2 separate regions of the Homo sapiens genome follow, and region 2 is linked to region 1. Evidence: chromatin loops called from intact Hi-C (ENCODE). Cell type or tissue: PC-3. All regions are shown on one strand. Each heading gives the region's core, and the rest is flanking DNA. Links, peaks and the distances in the headings are about the cores only. Region 1 overlaps LOC105379107 (a long non-coding RNA gene). Region 2 overlaps LOC105379107 (a long non-coding RNA gene).

Region 1 (9,960 bases), core at 1,063-9,062:
TTTGTAAATGAAATATAGCACTCCTTGTTTAACATGCCCAAATAAAAGTCTTTTTTGTCAAACTCAAGGTAGCAATTCATATGACACAGTATTATTATTGTATTTCACACCAAGGGTGTGTTTTTACAAAAGTTCAGGCTCTCATTTGTCATTTAGATACTCAACAGGTGAGCCAGTGGTCATGTGTGTACCATAAATGTATAATCACATGTGGGTCACAATAAGATATATAATCATATATGGGTCATAATAAGAAATAGTGTGACTGCTGAGGCATGTAATAATCACCCTTGGTGCAGTGCAGACATCACTAATGTAAGTACGAGATCGATAAGTACTAAACCTTCCTTTCTTTTTTTCCCTCATTTTGAATGCTCCATCAACATTCTCAAAGCATGTTTTCTTCCAATATTCATCAAACATATCTGTCATCTTCCGTAAGCGCTATCCTCCACACTTCTTAGCTTTCTGCTCTCATTGAAGTGCTATCCTCCACACCAACAATCCAATCCCATGCCTAACCTAGAATCGCATCTTTGACTGGACTTTCTCTCTACACCTATAACCAGTTTATTTTTACCTCTCTGAATCCTTTTAGACTTTTTCATTCTTCCAGTCCCTATTCTAAAAGTCAGTTCACTTCCTTTGAGCTCTATAGCTTGCTGGAGTTTTAGGACTGCAGAGGATTGAGGTTACAGGGTATGGGAGTGCTGAGAGCCTTGTGATGGGGGAAATACATTCAAAATTTAGGTGAAGTCTTTAGGAGACAAGGAGGAACAAGAAGAAAAGTGAGAGAAAGAGTCAGGGTCAAGTTGTAACTGTCATAAGAAAGGGGAAGAGAAAAGTTAAAATATTTGATACCATTTGTGTTGGCTTTAGAATGGGCTTTTATATCCACCCAAGATGGCTACATTTACCTGACTTTTTCTTTACTTTTATTAAGAATGTTAAGTGGATGGCCTCTATATTTATTGGTAGTCATACGATTTCTACTTACAAGGAAAGTTTTTGACCTTGCGAGAATTAGGACTATACCATCTGAGTTTATTTTGTCCTCTAGCATGGAAAAGAACACATTATCACAACAGACCTCTCGAGTCTCATTTTCAAACTAATGCATTCCAAAATGCATGCAATTTCTAACAAAGAGCAAAGGATAAACAATTAAACATTACATGTAACAGAACTCTTACCCACCTGCCAACAATTAACCCTGTAATTAAAAACTGCAGGAGAATTCACATAAGCATATCTTCAGCAACAGTCATACCACGGTCAAGGGGGGAAAAAATCTTTCCTAATAAGTTCCTTTCCCATTTCCCAGGCTGCTTTTCTTGACATTAAACAGACACAAGACTCTGTCAACTGTTTCACTTTCTTTAGAAAGAGGGAAATCCCATTCTGTATCCCCTGGGAGGGCTATTATATACAGATGAATGTATTTTGTTATTTAGTTTAATAAACGTAGTGTTTAGAACAGATGTTTAGGCTTGAAATTGTCCAGAGAAAGGAACAGCTCAGGTGACAATAATGCAGGTTTCCCGCCTGCTGCGCTTTCTTCTTTGTCTTTGGAAGGGCTACTTTCACAGGTGAGAAGGTATTATAGTATTTATAATCACTCACATCCCCACCACTGGACTGAAGCTGACAAATGGGGTGCTAATTAGTACCAAGAGTGGTGGTGGTGATGGTGGTTTTATGACACAGACATCTGGCCAGTAAATTGGACTAAGAGAAACAACACATTTACAGAAGTACTACAATTCCAGCCATGCATGGTGTAAAAGATAAATGTGAGGACTGTTTTTAAAAGGTAGATTTTCCTGAACACTAGAATATTTGGCCATTGCAAGGCTATGTTCTTCTGTGGATGTTCTCATGCCCTAGCTACTTATGTCACCATCAACCAGAAGAATTTTCTTTTTTTTTTTCTTTTTTTGAGACAGTCTTGCTCTGTCGCCACGCTGGAGTGTAGTGGTGCGATCTTGGCTCACTGCAACCTCGGCCTCCCGGGTTCAAGCAATTCTCCTGCCTCAGCCTCCCGAGTAGCTGGGACTACAGGCGCCCGCCACCATGCCCAGCTAATTTTTGTATTTTTAGTAGAGACAGGGTTTCATCATGTTGGCCAGGATGGTCTCGATCTCTTGACCTCATGATCCCCGCTCTCGGCCCCGCAAAGTGCTGGGATTACAGGTGTGTGCCACTGCACTCAGCCAATATATGTTTTTAAGTACACCTGTGAGTAAGCGTATGCTTCTGAGAGAGGCAAGATATTATTTAGCCAGAGTGAATGTATGTCCTCTGTGAATGATAGTTTATAAAATAACAAATCTCAATTTAAATGGCAGCAGTCAGAATATTGTTCTGCAAGCTAGGAGGCAGTAAAACAGTAAATCCAATCAAATAATAATTATTTTTGAGTATTTATCAATAATAAAATTCATTAATACTTATTGTATAAATTTTATAATGCTTTATTTAAGATCTACAATTCATAAATGTGGTTGGCACATTTACATTGTCTTCATTGATTTGGGTCTATGGTTGCTGTAATAAAAAGAAAGCATAATATAATGGGGAAAAAAAGGTATTTGTTATTAGGAAAATTGCAGTTAAGCATCAGGAGCATAGTAGTATTGTTAAGAACAGGGACTTTCAATTCCAGTGGATTGGGTGCCAAACCTAGTCACTTACTGTGCCACTTATTGTCTGGTCTTCAGCAAGGCAATTGCCCTGAGCCTTAGTTTCCTCATTCATAATACCTACTTTATTGGGTTGCTGAGTGGATTAAATGAGATGATATATATAAATCAAGTAGCAGAATTCCTGATATATTACAATTACTCATTAAATGATAGATACTATTAAAACTATTAGCTATAGTAAGGAAGTCACGACCCTTTCTCCATTTCTTTAATCATTCAAATATAAAGTTTCAAGTTTATCCCTAGATATTTGAGGATTAAATGTGCTGTAAACATGATAAAATATGCAAAATCACTTAAAAATTATTAAAAGCTTCATACATACTGCTAGAAAACATGTGTCTTATTTTTCCACTGAAAAACTAGTTTTTAATAAAGGCAGGCTTTCCAAAAATAATTTTTATTGCCACCATCATTCACTTTGCACATATTTAATTCTTCCAAACCATCTTTCACAAAAACTAAGATGTTTCTCCAGAGTAAAATACATGTAGCTTGGCACCAGAAAATATAAGTGCAAAATGGCTAATTTTATTGTGAGGAGCAGAATGGTGATGGCTTTAAAGAGTTTGTCCAGTTCATAAAAACAAACTAACATTTCAAGTTCAATGCTTAAAACCACATCTCAGCGAGGTGTTGTAATGTGATATAACAAAGGAAATAGTGGAGAATTCAATTCTCAGTGCATATGTTTTTTAATTCTTTTTTAAAAAGTACTAGGTGGTCACAACAAATACACACAGACACACACACACACACACACACACACATATCTGCTATAATAAAACATGTTCTACATCATTTCTATCAGGGCAAAAGAAGTAGAGTAACAGGTGAAAAATTGGGCAGATTTGGGGAGATTATTCATTCAGCAGATATTAATTAAACTCCTACTATGTGCCAGACACTGTTCTATACAAAGCAAAATAAGCATCATAACTAGATGTAGGGTTGGAAGCAAAACATGGTTGTAAGTAACTGCCCCCAGGGAAGTTTCAATATAGTGTAAGATTAATGTGACAGATTATATTCTGAGATTTTGTTTTTTGTTTTGTTTTGAGACGGAGTCTCGCTCTGTCACCCAGGCTGGAGTGCAGTGGCGCGATCTCCGCTCACTGCAAGCTCCACCTCCTAGGTTCACACCATTCTCCTGCCTCAGCCTCCCGAGTAGCTGGGACTAGAGGCACCCACCACCATGCCCGGCTAATTTTTTTTTTTTGTATTTTTAGTAGAGATGGGGTTTCACCGTGTTAGCCAGGATGGTCTCAATCTCCTGACCTCATGATCTGCCTGCCTCAGCCTCCCAAACTGCTGGGATTACAGGCCTGAGCCACTGTGCCTGGCCTATATTCTGAGATTTTAAAGTTTGAAATTAGCAAATGACCTGTGCAAGATTAGAGAATCCAGTAAATTGTAAACAAAGTTTATCACAAAAATGCAATCACATACAACCTTATGTCTGAATCATGAGTCAATGAAGTCTACAAAATCATACATGAGGGGGAGAAAAACCTTGAAATGTTAATCAGTTTGTCGAAAAGTAAAAAGTAAAAGTAAAAATAAAATGCAGCTCAGAAGTGGTTTATTAGATTTCCTCTAGGAACAGAACTTTTTCCAGAAATTCCTCTAACCCAAGTAATAAGAACAGACACGTTCCCTGTTACAGCTTCCTTATTTCCTTTAACACGAGCTTTGAAGCTCTGTGCAAAATCTCTACCATGACAGAGCTTGTTTAGTGTGTACTGGGTATTATATTAATTCCTAATTTATACTTTTAGGAAAAAGAAAATTGCAAAGTGACCGCTGATTTTTTTCTCAATTAAAACTTCAGCATATGTGATGATTCTTAAACCTAAGAGTGCATTAAAATTAGCAAAAGAGATCTTTAAACGTGTGCATCTGTCCCTAGATTTTCCAAATCAGTAAGTCTAAGATGAAGCCTTGGCGTTTGAATCTTTTAAAGCCCTGTGGATAATTCTGATGCACATCCAGGACTGAAAATCTTCACAAAACAACCAAAGGAAAATGTCTTCTTTTTCTTTCCCAGTATATTCCCTGGAAAAACAGCCTAGATAGAAAAAGTTATGTAGCCTGTGTTGGACAATAATGCCCATTTATACGCTGAAGAGATAACTAGTTTTAATCATTGAACTGGGCTGGTCGAGGTAAATTGAAGCCAAATTACCCGACAGAATCTTCTGTGGACTGTCACATCTGTCATACTCTACCTTCATAGATAACTGGATGATTCATTACTTCCCATAAAACAGGATATTCCAGTGTTGGCATTACATAATGATGATATTCATAACAAGAGAAGACAAGCACTCCCTGATTTGAATTCAAATAATTAAATTATTTACCTTTCCAGAGATTCAATCTAGGAATCATAGTCATAAAAAGCCCAGTAACTAAGTGATTTGAATACTTCCTGAATTTATAAAGGACAGTCAACTTTACATCTTGGTCCATTCCACTTATCAACCCAGGTATTTGCATATTGCTTTACTTACCATGTGCAATAAAAACAGCTGCAGAAGCTTATCTCAAAAGAACATATATGATTTTCTGATCATATTATTGGATATATTGAGTAAATGTTGCTAGTGTGATTGATAACACAATCATCTGAGATCTGACTTAATAGAGAACAAGACTGAAAAGAGAAACCAAGAGGCAAATTCTCAGTAAAACTGGAGTGAGCTGGGAAGCTTGATCTGCGACTCTACTATAATTAAGTGTTTTATTGTCATTAACCAAGTGACCTTAAGGGGGAATAGTGAAATCAGTTAAGCCATTTGGCCTGATCCTAAGGGAATATGGATAAATTCTTTGAAAATAAGGTGCTTGGCAATCATGTGTTTAATAGCTGATTAGTTTAAAGCTTCATTTGCTAAAAGGGGACATATTTAAATATCGTGATACCCATGAGAAAGAAGTTGGTGGTCTCATGTCATTTGTCAGTTACTTAAAAAAAAAAAAAAAAAAAAAAAAGTCAATGTATATCAGTTTTGTTCTGAGTTTTAAAAATGACAACAATACAAATAACCTGTATTGAGCATATGTGTCAGGCACTGTGATAAACAGTTTACATGCAGGTACATCATTTACTCATCACAATCACATGGCATATGCACTATTATCATCTACATTTTACAGACAAGGAAATTGAGACTTAAACTATTTAAATGTCCCAAAATCACAAAATTCTTAAGTGGTAAGACTGGAATTTGAACCCACGCATGTAGAGCTGGAGGCTGTAAACTGCACTTTATCTATGAATGTAACTCAAGAAAGACAAATGTACCACAGAGACTGACTTCAATATATCAAGGAGGAAAATGAAAAACACATTAAAAACAGCCACAGGCTGGCCAGGCGCGGTGGCTCACGCCTGTAATCCCAGCACTTTGGGAGGCCAAGGCGGGTGGATCACCAGGTCAGGAGATCAAGACCATCCTGGCTAACACGGTGAAACCCCATCTCTACTAAAAATATAAAAAATTAGCCGGGCGTGGTGGCGAGCACCTGTAGTCCCAGCTACTTGGGAAGCTGAGGCAGGAGAATGTCGCGAACCCGGGAGGCGGGGCTCGCAGTGAGGCAAGATCGCGCCACTGCACTCCAGCCTGGGCGACAGAAGGAGACTCCGACTCAAAAACAAAAACAAAAACAAAAAAAAACAGACACAAGCCTGGGCGCAGTGGCTCACGCCTGTAACCCCAGCACTTTGGGAGGCCGAGGCGGGCGGAGCACCAGGTCAGAAGATCAAGACCATCCTGGCTAACACGATGAAACCCCGTCTCTACTAAAAATACAGACAATTAGCTGGGCTTGGTGGCATGTGCCTCTAGTCCCAGCTACTCAGGAGGCTGAGGCCGGAGAATCGCTTGAACCCGAGAGGCCGTGAGCCGAGATTGCACCACTGCACTCCAGCCTGGCGACAGAGCGAGACTCCGTCTCAAAAACAACAATAACAACAAAACACACAAACAAAAAAACTAGCCACAAATAAAAGCAGAGGAAATTGTTATCTTTATAAATTAAGAAATCAATTCCCAAGCACAATAAAGCAAACATCCAAGCTATTATTGTTTTTATGCCATAACACTAGCCCAAGGTGTTGGTGGATTCAATTGTATACAATTTATTTTTCATAATATAGCCACCTTGGATGTGTTTATTGTGACAATATTTTTTACAAATACATGTAAAGAGCAAGAAGTTAAATTGGACTAAATTACTATATTCATGATAAATGTAGAATACCTATTGCGGTGGTTTTAAAATATGCCCACATATTCTTTGACATTTCCCCCTTCAGAAGATGAAGACTAATTGCTCTGTCCTTGAATATATGCTTGACTTAACGACTGACTTCTAAAATACTAACTGAAATTAACAAATTAACAAATAAAAATGGCAGAAGTGACAGTGTATAACTCCTAGTCAAGGTTATTGTCTTGGTCAGTTCAGGCTATTATAACAATTACCATAGACTTGGTGGCTTAAACAGCAAACACTTATTTCTCACAGTTCTGGAGGCTGGAAGTCCTAGATCAGGGTGCTAGCATGGTCAGGTTCTGGTGAGGATCCTTTACCAGGTTGCAGACAGCTGACATCTTGTATCTTCACATGGCAAAGAGTAAGGGCTACTAGCACTTTTTATCTTCTTACAAGGACACTGATCCCTCATGACCTAGTTACCTTACAAAGCCCCTACCTCCTAACACTATCCTATCGAAGATTAGGGTACCAATATAAGAATTTGAGAGGGATAAAACCTGAAGTTTCTAGCAATCATACAAGGTATTGAAGCCTCTCTCTCTCTCTTTCTCTCTGCCTCTCACTCTTGCTCTTTCTTTCTTGATCATCATTCTTTTTGGAAGCCAACCACCATGTCACAAAAAAGCTCAAGCACCTCTATGGAGGGGGACATATGGCGAAGAACTGAGGCCTCCTGCCAGCAGCCAGCACAAATTACTCAGGCATGTGAGCAACTAACCCACTCTGGAATCGAATTCATCAGCCCCAGTCAAGCCTGCAGGTGACTGCAGACTCAGTTTACACCATACTGCAATTTGATGAAAAACCCTCAGCCAGTAACATCTAGTTAAGTTGCTCCCAAATCCCTAACTAACTGAAAATGTATAAGATGTTTATTGATTTTACCTCCAAGTTTCAGGGTAATTTGTTACGAAGCAACATAAACCGCCAATAACTAGTACAACCACATAACCAGGGTAGCATGATATTACAGCTGGAGACAGCTGTTGCCTCTCTTTGTGCATGTCAATGTTCCTTTTTGTGCCTCAGTTCTCCCACCTGTAAAATGATGAAATATATTTACCTCCTGAGCTGTGAGAGTTCAATGAAATAATTCACAAATATTCATTAGAGAAGTTTCCAGCAGAGTAAGCCATAAATAAATGTTACCTGTTATTATTATTATTGTTACTATAACATTTCTCTTTTGTCCTTGGAGTTTTAGTGGTACTGTGGCATCCTAGAAGGAGAAAAAGTTGAACTACCCACCTGCTAGTGTTAGCTGTGCTTCTTCATTTCACCTCCTTTTCAAATCTCCACAATTCTCATTTCCCTCATCTTTATGTAAAAGATGGTGAAAGAATATTAAATAATAATATCATTTCTTTTATCCTTGTTACTTCTTAAGACATTTTGCATTTGGTCTGCATAGCATTGGCATCCATGAAAAGTTTAGCACAGCAGAAGAATATAGAACAAGCTTTATCGAGTGTCAATAGCCTAAGCTCTAGGAAGCATCAAGCATATAACAAATATAAGAAGTAAAAGTAAAGTTTTCTACTTCCATTAAGAGAAAAAGCAATGAGAGCTCAGATACTGATATGTCCCTAAGAAAGATACCTGCACATTAGCCACACTCCTCATCTTAGACCAAGACCCCAGAATGGAGCAAAACAATAATTTCAAATAGTTGTGGAGAAGTCCAGATTACAGAGAAACTACGTCACTTCCCAGTAGATCCTGGAGAGGTAGGAAGACCTCAGAATATCCCCGCACACTAGACATGACACAGGAGCAATGGCTGCATGACGGGTTGAGGAGAATGGACCTCAGACAATCTCACAATTTCCACTGCCTGCCAGAATGATTCAGAAAGAGAAGAAACCTAGAATGGGGATTCATCAGACCCTATAAGGACTGTTAGCCAAATTTAAGGCATAAAACAGCAATGGCCTGAAAAAAAAAACCCGCAAAGACCAAGGACCCAATGAGATGTACAGCTCAACAAATATTAAGCACCAAAGGGTGCTCCAATCTCAATATATTACTCAAGTTATTAAAAGTCCCCTTGAACTTATAATCAACTTCAAAGAAGGGTTGACAATTTGCATTGACAATTATTTCTATTACTCAGTAAAAAGAGGCTTGGAGTAGGTTGTAAAAAGCGAAGTTATAAAGGTAAAGTGAAGTTAAATCACCTCTGATTTCGTGACTGAGATTTATGCCACTACAGAGTATATGGCATGAAAAAATTTCCAATGTCAATTTTAATTATCCTATTCCCTTATACATCTCAGTTTGTCAATATCCACAAAATGACTCCCTGGAAATTTGACTGGGATTGCATGGAATCTACGATCAACTTGAGAAGAAATGACATTCTGACAAGATTGAATCTTCCTATCCATGAACATTGAATATTTCTCTATTTAGTTCTTCTTTGATATCTTTTGTTAGCTTTGTAGTTTTCCACATATAGACTTTGTACATATTTCCTGAGATTTATACCTAAGCATTTAATTTGTTGGGGGAGGGAAGTGCTAAATAATAATGTAGTATGTAAATAGTACTGTCTTTTAAATTTAAGTTACACTTGTTGATTACTGATTTGTAGAAAAGCAATTGACTTTTATACCCAGAATCTGGTCTTAGTGAGTATTCTGCTGGTGTAGGATGAAGTAGTCCATTGATCGCGTTGAGTTTAAATATGTGCTTACTGATTTTCCACCTTGAGTTTTGAAAAGGGTGTTGATGTCTTCTATTATAATAGTGGATTCATCCGTCCCTGTCTCCTTGTAGTTCTATAAGTTTTTGCCTATATTTTAACTCTGATGTTAGGTACACATATATTAAGGATCATTATGTCTTTATGGAGTATTGGCCCCTTTATCATTAAGTAATGTCTGTAATTTCCCTCTATATCCCTGATATCTTTCTTTGCTCTGAAGTCTGCTCTGCTTAAAATTAATATAGCAACTCCCATTTTGTTTAG
Region 2 (9,960 bases), core at 841-8,840, 85 kb before region 1:
ATTTGTTGCACTTTTTCCTAATTTGGTCTTGAAGATTTAGTCTGGAAAGAGGCTATAAACTCTAGCTTTGGTCTGACAGGCTTATCAAGATAGCCACTCTCTAGGAGAACCTTGATGAGTAGAAGTATTGGGTTCAGGTGCGTCAGTTAGATGAGACACAGAGGATTCAAAAATGGATGCTCAGGCAGCCTGAAATTATAGAAATTTATTGCAGGATTTTACAAAAAACATAAGGATGAGCCTAGAAGATTTACAGGTCTTTTCAAATTAACCAGCTGAATATCCGAAAGGCATATTTTGGAAGCCATTCTAATTAGATAAGTCGCATTTTAATTTATTTTTGTTTCTTAACAAAAAATAAATCAGGTAGAACCCATTAATGAATAGGACTGACAAAGCATTTGTAGCTCCCACTGCCTAATACTTACACATATAAAAAACAGGCATAGCTGGAAGGCAGAGCATCCAGATCTCTAGAAATTAAGAATCACATTTTTATGTTGAATTTCAGATCTACCAGAGTCCAGAAAAATGTCCAAAATGGAAAGACCACAGGGATGGGCTGTGCTGTGCTCTCACAGTACACCTCACCACAAGGATACTCCCCCTGAGACTGAATGGGCCATCCAACATCAATCAATTTACTTTGTGACTAGCTTGCCAACCACAGGAGCCCCAACCTTTGATGGTAAGTTTTGCAACAGCCTCCAACTGCCCAATATCCATTGTCAAGTTGTGGCTTTGGCTCTATGATCCTTTTGATCAACATAGCCAATAGTTTTCTTACACCAAAGTGCCATTTACTGTCAGTTTCTCTTTGACTCAGTCAGAAATATGAGGCTATTCTTATCTAAATTTGAAAGAAATGGGACAAAAAGCCAGAGTTCAACCACTGTAGTGATAACCATTCATTGTATCTGCCATCAGTTACCTTTAAAATTGTAGCTTTTGCTAGTGAATCATTAGTTATCACACACCCAAAGGTCAAGTGTCGTCTCACAGTTTAAACTAACCCTTGGTACCTCCAAAATCCAAAATGATCAGGGAACTCAATGTAAAAGGAAGCAGAGCTTTAGACTTGAAAGGCACCCACCTACCACTCTTGGGGCTCATTTAGGAAGACAGGGGACTCAGAAAGGGAGTTAGTGGCATGTGTTCTGTGTTCCTCAAGGAGTATCAGAGTTGCAAGAGTCTCATTTAAGTTCCACCATATGGTAGCCAGAACTCTGATGTTCTCAATCCAACAGAGAGCACAGAGGCCTTGAAAAATGTATAGCCTGAATATCAGCTTTTAATTAAGCCAATGCTACAGCTTAAATTTTTGTCCCCGTAGGCCGGGCACGTGGTTCACACCTGTAATCCCAGCACTTTGGGAGGCTGAGGCGGGCAGATCACCTGAGGTCGGGAGTTTGAGACCAGTCTGACCAACATGGAGAAACCCTGTCTCTAGCAAAAATACAAACTTAGCTGGGTGTGGTGGCACATGACTTTAATCCCAGCTACTTGGGAGGCTGAGGCAGAATTGCTTGAACCTGGGAGGTGGATGTTGCAGTGAGCCGAGAACACGCCATTGCACTCCAGCCTGGCCCAAAACAGCAAAACTCTGTCTCAAAAAAAAAAAAAAAATTTCTTTTTGTCCCCCAAACCTCATGTATAAATTTTATCCCCAAAGTTGGAAGTGGGACCTAATAGGAGGTGTTTGGGTCATGGGGATGGATTCCCCCCAGATTGCTTGGTGCCGGCCTAGCAGTAATGTGTTAGTTCTCACTCAATTCATTCCCATGTGATATGGTTTCGCTGTGCCCCCACCCAAATCTCATCTTGAATTCCCATGTGATGTGGGAGGAACCTAGTGGGAGGTAATTGAATCATCGAAACAAGTCTTTCTGGTGCTGTTCTTGTGATAATGAATAAGTCTCACAAGATCTAACGGTTTTAAAAAGAGGCTTCCCCTGCACAAGCTCTCTCTCATTTTTTGCCTGCTGCCATCTATGTAAGATGTGACTTGCTCCTCCTTGCCTTCCACCATAATTGTGAGGCTTCCCCAGCCACATGGAACTGTAAGTCCGATTAAACCTCTTTCTTTTGTAAATTGCTCAGTCTTGGGTATGTCTTTATTAGCAGCATGAAACCAGACTAATACAGTAAATTGGTACCAGTAGAATGGGACACTGCTGAAAAGGTACCTGAAAATGTGGAAGCAACTTTGGAACTGGGTAACAGGCAGAGGTTGGAACAGTTTGGAGGGCTCAGAAGAAAACAGAAAATATGGGAAAGTTCGGAATTTCCTAGAGACTTGTTGAATGGCTTTGACCAAAATGCTGATAATGATATGGACAATAAAATCCAGACTGAGATAGTCTCAGATGGAGATGAGGAACTTGTTGAGAAGTGGAGCAAAGGTGACTCTTGTTATGTTTTAGCAAAGAGATTGGTGGCATTTTGTCCCTGCCCTAGAGATTTGTGGAGCTTTGAACTTGTGAGAGATGATTTAGGGAATATAGTGAAAGAAATTTCTAAGCAGCAGAGCATTCAAGAGGTGACCTGGATGCTGTTAAAAGCATTCAGTTTTATAAGGGAAGCAGAGCATAAAAGTTCAGAAAATTTGCAGCCTGACAATGAGATAGAAAAGAAAAACCAATTTTCTGAGAAGAAAGTCAAGCTGGCTGCAAAAATCTGTGTAATGAGGAGCTGGATGTTTATCACCAAGACAAAGGAAAAAATGTCACCAGGGCATGTCAGTGGTCCTCATGGCAGCCGCTTCCATCACAGGCCCAGAAGCCCAGGAGGAAAAAGTGGTTTTGTGGGCTGGGCCCAGGGTTCCCATCCTTTGTGCAGTTTAGGGACTTGGTGCCCTGTGTCCCAGCTACTCCAGCTGTGGCTAAAAAGGGCCAACATAGAGCTTGGTCTCTGGCTTTAGAGGGTGCAAGACCCAAGCCTTGGCAGCTTCCACATGGTGTTGAGCCCGTGAGTCCACAGAAGTCAAGAATTGGGGTTTGGGAACCTCTGCCTAGATTTCAGAAGATGTATGGAAATGCCTGGATGCCCAGGCAGAAGTTTGCTGCAGGGGTGGGGCCCTCATGGAGAACCTCTGCTAGGGCAGTGCAGAAGAGAAATGTGGGGTCATAGCCCCCACACAGCATCCCTACTGTGGCACTGCCTAGTCAAGCTGTGAGGAGAGGGCCACTATCTTCCAGACCCCAGGATGGTAGATCCACTAACAGCTTGCATCATGCACCTGGAAAAGCCACAGACACTCAATACCTGCCTGTGAAGGCAGCAGGGAGAGAGACTGTACCCTGCAAAGCCACAGAGATGGAGCTTCACAAGACCCTGGGAACCCACCTCTTGCATCAGCGTGACCTGGATGTGAGACATGGAGTCAAAGGAGATGATTTTGGATCTTTAAGATTTGACTGCCCTGCTAGGACTTGCATGAGGTCTTTAGCCCCTTTGTTTTTGCCAACTTCTCCCATTTGGAATGGCTGTATTTACCCAATGCCTGTACCCCCACTGTGTCTAGGAAGTAACTAACTTACTTTTGATTTTACAGGCTCATAGGTGGAAGGGACTTGCCTTGTCTCAGATGAGACTTTGGACTGTGGACTTCTGAGTTAATGATGAAATGACTTAAGATTTTGGGGGACTGTTGGGAACACATGACTAGTTTTGAAATGTGAGGACATGAGATTTGGGAGGTACCAGGGGTGGAATGATACAGTTTGGCTCTGTCCTCACCCAAATTTCATCTTGAATTCCCATGTGTTGTTGGAGGAACCTGGTGGGAGGTAATTGAATCATGAGGGCAAGTCTTCCCCATGCTATTCTCATGAAAGTGAGTAAGTCTCATGAGATCTCATAGTTTTTAAAAAAAGGCTGTCCCCCACACAAGCTATCTCTCATTTTTTGCCTGCCACCATTCATGTAAGACGCGACTTGCTTCTCTTTGCCTTCTGCCATGATTGTAAGACTTCCCCAGCCACATGGAACTATAAGTTCAATTAAGCCTCTTTCTTTTGTAAATTGCTCAGTTTCACATATGTCTTTATCAGCAGCATGAAAATTGACTAATACACCCTGAGAGCTGGTTATTAAAAGAGCTTGGCACCTCCTCCCGTCTCTCTTGCTTCCTCTCTTGCTATGTGATCTCTGTAACCACTAGGTTTCCTTTGCCTTCGACCATGAACAAAAGCAGCCTGAGGTTCTCATCAGAAGCCAAGAAGTTTCTGGTGCTGTGCTTCTTGTACAGCCTGCCTAACCATGAGGTGAATAGATTTATTTTCTTTATAAATTACCCAGATTCAGCTGGGCATGGTGGTTCATGCCTGTAATCCCAGCACTTTGGGAGGCCAAGGCAGGTGGATCACCTGAGGCCAGGAGTTCAAGACTAGCCTGGCCAACATGGAAAAACCCTGTCTCTACTAAAAATACAAAAAATTAGCCAGGTGTGGTGGTGGGCACCTGTAATCCCAGCTACTGGGGAGGCTACGGCAGAAAAATTGCTTGAACCCCGGAGTCAGAGGCTGCAGTGAGCTCAGATTTTGCCACTGCACTCCAGCCTGAGTAACAAGAGTGAAACTCCATCTAAAAAAAACAAAATTACCCAGACTCAGGTATTCCTTTATACCACCATAAAATGGACTAAGATGGTTGATTTCAGACGATACAGCACTTAAAAAAAATCCCTTTAAATCTCTTACCATATTTCAGCTGGAGAAAACAGAAAATATTTCTGACATTTGTTTTATTTTTTTCTTTTAAATCAAAAGTATCTACAGAACCAAAGCCAATAAGCCTTTTATGACTTACCCAAACATCTATGAGACACACTCAAAGAAGTGCAAAATAAGAGGTCCTCACAAGATCCATAGCCACCACGAAAGACAATTAAAAGAAACTCTTTGAGGGCTAACAATAATTAGTATGCTAGCTGCAAATAGAGTTCAACACACATTCCTGTCAACCATATTCTTTTTATGGGCGCCCCAACTTTTCAGTTGACTGCTTGTCCAAACAAATCCAGTAACCTGCATGCCCCCTACAGGCAGCAAGCTAAGCCAAGTTCTCAGAACACCAAATGAGACAAAGAGGAAAATGGTAAGTGTCCATGAGAGCAAAAGGATCAATAACAAATGGGAATACTAAAACCAAATTTACCCAGAGCCACAATCCAGACCAATGGTTTTCTTCTGTCACCCTGAATTTGGGGAAAACAAACAAAAAAAAAAGGTTGGGGGTGGTGGGGAATAAAGAGCAACTTTTACCTTCCATTCTTGATTGGGCACTACAGAGATCCTGGAGAACTGATCTTGATACAAATTCCTATCTTTTTTGCCAGCTTTTTATAAGTTGTCTTAAAATTTTATCTGCATAGTTTGGAATGAGTCAGGTGTCACCACCATCTCACCTTTGTTGCCAGAATTGCAAGGGTTGAAATGGAATAATCCCTTTCCTCTCTATCCTAAGGGACACAGCCAACACCCCTATGACAAAGACAGATTAATAAGAGAAAAGTATAACAAATTTATTTGATCATAGTTTTATGAGATACAGGAGTCTTCAGAATGAAGACATAAAGATACAAGGAAAACTATTTTTATGCTTAGGTTCAATGAAGAATGGGCAGCCCTTTAGAAATATGACTGGAAGTAAAGGGTATGATCTAATGCCAATAGACTGAGTAGGGGGGCTCACCAAGGCCTGTCTCTCAGATTTTTCTTGGCCTCTCTGTGTAGCATTCCTACCCTCTAGGTATAGGGTAGGACTCCTCTAGAAGGAGGGCCTTAATTTCTTTATGGCCAGCTGTTACACAGAAAGGTGGAGAAAGAGATAGTTAGAATAACATTTTTAGACTTTATGGCTGACTTTGAAAAGAAAAATGGGTTCAGGTTTCTATGACCTGCCTAGGAGAAAAGGAATTCTAGTTTCTGTGGGTCATGGAGCAGGGTAAGCGAGAGTGGGAAAAAGGAAATGAGGGGTGACAGACAGTAAAGCAGGAGAAGGTCATAGAGAAAGTTTGCTTCTGAGACTGCTTCTTAAGCCTTTAGTTTGAAGTATAGTATTCTGAATCCCAAAATGGCCATATTGCTGCTTGGTGCTACTGAGAAGAAAAAAAACCTGCAAATCAGGAATTTGGTAGTAACAATTTAGAGGTAAAACTATATATAAAGATAAAGGCTGTGCCAGTTATCAACTTATTGTTCCCTCAACTCCAAATACATCCTTCATTTCCTGCTGTATAAAAAATAAGGGTTCTTTAAATATTTTTTCCTTTGCTAGCTAGATGATGTTAAGCTTTGTCAAGAGGGCTCTAAGGGCACTGCATGAGAAAGGTTTTCTTTCCAGGTTCTGGTGTGTTCACTGGCAGCCTCCTGCAGCACTTGCAGCTTCTCTAGTACCAAGCACCTACAGCACAGAAGATTCCAACACACCTGACTCCTGCTGTGTATGGGATTCAGCTACACCCAGGGGCCAGTCAGCAGCTTCCCTAGTCACCTGTCCCACGAGGGTTTTGTTGTTAATGGCCTTTTGAAGAAGCACTTCATAGCGAACATCTTTCTCTAGCACCGTCATAAATAGATTTCTAACAAGTTCTAGAGGACAGATTCTAGTAAGGTCTGCCAGCATAGCAGTGCAATGACATTCAGTAAACCACAGCTGTGCCTCTCCAACAAGGTCTGCATCTCAGCCATGGAGTGGCAACTCTGCCTCGGGTCCACTATCTCATCCCTAGGGCAAGGCACTGTTCTTTGTATCTATTAATACTATATTCTTCAGAATTCTCTTCTTACTAGTCAATGCCTAATAACTTCAATCCTCTGTTACAGTTAATAATTCTTTATTATAACCTTCCTGTTCTAATTACTCTATGGATTCTGTCTCCTGAAAGGACTCTTACTGATACAAACTGTGACTCACCCACTGGGATTCTCCATAATGTTAATATTAGAGAGATCACTGAGTCTTTTCGAGAAAAATGCTGAGAAAATAAAAAGTTTTTTTTTTTTTTTTTTTTTGACAGAGTCTTGCTTCTTCACCCAGGATGGAGTGCACTGACACGATCTCAGCTCACTGCAACCTCTGCGTCCTGGATTCAAGCAATTCTCCTGCCTCAGCCTCCCAAGTAGCTGGGATTACAGGCACGTGCCAGCACGCTCAGCTAATTTTTGTATTTTTAGTAGAGACGGGGTTTACTGTGTTGGCCAGGCTGGTCAAGTGATCTGCTCGCCTCGGCCTTTCAAAGTGCTGGGATTACAGGCATGAGCCACTGTGCCCGGCCAATAAAAAGAATTTTTAAGATATGCTAGAAAGTTGACTATCTATGCATTTGAAGAAGGCATCTACTGTTTACATTTATTCTTCTAAGAAAATTTTCTTGATTTATGCTAATTTTGAATTATGCCTGGCTTCTAGGCACACAGCCCTGCCATGTGATGCTCCTACATCCATCCATACAGACAATCTTTCTAAAATTTTGTGAATGTTTTCTGCCAGCCAGAAAGATCACCATGTCTTGAGTCTGCAATTTATGTGTAAATATAACACTTTATAACTGCAAATATGGAACCATACACTGACCAAGATTACAGAATGTTTAAAAATATTGTGAAACTGAAATGAGGTAAGACTTTATTCTCAAAGCAGTGACATTCTTTTATGCACCTACCAATACTTACATCACGCTGATCCTGTCTGCCCGGTCAAGTATCTTTTTCTTTGCACTGAAAGGAGTCACAGTGGAATAAACTACTAGGCAGAATGAATCAGCATCCAGCTTGCAGACCATTGTGAATATTTATAGAACATTTGAGTATTATTAGCTGAGTCTTTTTCTCAAAGTACTGTTTTGTTTAGTATGTGAGCAGAATAATATTTGGTTGTGTTATATCATTTGAGAAAAACTATGTGAGTGTGTGCTCACATTTACGTAACTTGCCCACTGATATACTCCCTGTGATACTTTCAATCTCCTTCTCAGGCCCAATTCTGTCTTTCATCTTTCATTTGAGGTATCTTGCAAAGTCTAGGACTAGGCCTTCTTTCTCTGCATACTTACTCCCTTGAGATATGACGAATGGAAGCAGAGTTAAGTTACTTTACAGAAGCAATGCAGGCTCACTCAACAAAAATCAAGTCATACAGACAAGCAAAAGTACATAACCAATACTCATAACTTCTCTAATATAGCTGGAGTCAGTTTCTTCTACCACCTTCTATAGGCACACATGTATTTTGTCATTCGCATTCAGATACACAACTCCTGCTCTTCAGGATATTTTTCTAAATATGCACAATATATTTACTGTTTTCCAGTAGATCTTCCCAACTATTCCACTAGTATTATATCTTACATTTCAGTACTACATTTCAATATTGCAAAGAGTAGGAGGTAAAATTAAATGACTAGAAGTATAATATGAAATAAAGAATAAAAACCATCTGAAACAATCCTGAAAATAAAAATATTCATTTTCTAACAATACAATTTGTTGGTCAAACTAATTGCTTCTAAGTCCCCTTCTATTGGAGGAAAACAGCATTGTTTTTAATGATTAGAATTATTGAAGTGGAACCGAGAATGCATGAAGTATGTCCAAGCGTATCAGAAATCACGGTCAGGTCAAAAGTTTAAGATTCAAAAGACTGAGATTTAGGGTAGAAAACATCAAAGTAGATCAGGCCAGTTGCCTCTCTTTGAATTTTATGTCTTATTTCAATGCCAAAAAAGAAAGAGTTGATATAGCTGTCTCAAAGTCAGTTATGAAAAATCACTCTCTCTTTCATAGATCGGTCATAATGACCTTCACAAAGCAAGTAACTTAGTGAATTAAAAGTTTGCCATAGGATCAATATGTACTCTCTAAAGCAATGTGTGTATATAACTTGTAAGAAGACAAAAACTAAAATATATTAAGCAAAGGCTGTTCTTTATTATGCAATCTTATCTCAGAAAGTGACTCTACTAATGTGTAAATTCTAGCATAGATTTTTCCTTCTGCCAGGAGAACTAAAAACGATCAGTTTGTGTCACTATTATCTAAGAACAAGATGACATTCTACATTATCCAACTCAAGAGGATAAAGAATTTCCTAGTATGCAACAATTTGTTTTTGATGTTAAACAAGTCACTTCTGAAACTGTGTAACCTGATTTAATAAATGTTTCAAAACATTGTGTGTTATCAGTAAATGGAATCCTTTATCAAAATTAAATTATTGTCTTAACAACAGTAATAGATTTACTATACTAAAACTTTAGCCAGAAAACAGAAAACACAACGTTTTGAATAATTTCCACTCACAAGAAATTTTCAGTATGATTCCTAAAGGATTTCAATCTAAAAAAATTTCCAATCTATCTTGTAGTATTAATGTAGTCTACTGCTGCTAGTCTTATTTCCAGTGTAAGAAGCTGCCCTAAAGAATCATAATATTAGGAAGTCCCATTCTTTAAAGATGAATCTGGAAAACTTCCCAGATAATATATCTTCACAATAAATTATATATAACTCAAGTTTAGACTGAACAAAGAGGCAAGGAAGACTCAGTAATTAAACTTATCCTCCATGGATGGATTGCTCACCAGGGAAATTTCTACACAGGATTACTATGGCCTGGTGTGCCTATTGCCCAGCTACTTGAAAAAACATGAGGTTATTACAATTAATCTTACCATGTCCTAATATTTAAACTCAGCAACTCCCAATACTCAACCAAATCACCCACAGCATGACTTAGCAAATGTACAGAATCACAAGGTGAATTTTACTTCTTTGACAATCGCATGCCTTCTACACAGAAAACCCTGTTTTAACAGGGATTCAAGCATACACAAAATCAGATCTCTACCCTCTAAGAACTTAAAATGTGATTAGAAGGAGACACAAATATGCAAATTACAAATAGTAGCTTATTTTAAGGGATAGCATTCAAACAGTAAACCTGTACATATGTATATTA

The links. Peaks named below come from ENCODE experiments on the same cell type or tissue, not always from the same donor. Only the 100,000 strongest peaks of a DNase experiment are listed, where the experiment ranks them.
Region 2: it touches region 1 in a loop (2.7-fold over the local background); 1 of 110 quality-filtered maps calls a loop at or near these places.

The regions. Positions count from the first base shown.
Region 1 is chr5:103,698,839-103,708,798 of GRCh38, reverse strand. The region is part of intron 2 of LOC105379107 (a long non-coding RNA gene); the gene reads right to left. Among named protein-coding and RNA genes, the nearest start is that of NUDT12, 140 kb to the right of the region's middle. In PC-3, for the core only: no CTCF peak of the experiment used is centred there; a DNase peak (open chromatin) is centred at 4,968.
Region 2 is chr5:103,783,503-103,793,462 of GRCh38, reverse strand. The region is part of intron 2 of LOC105379107 (a long non-coding RNA gene); the gene reads right to left. Among named protein-coding and RNA genes, the nearest start is that of NUDT12, 230 kb to the right of the region's middle. In PC-3, for the core only: a CTCF peak has its summit at 5,052 (motif pointing left); no DNase peak of the experiment used is centred there.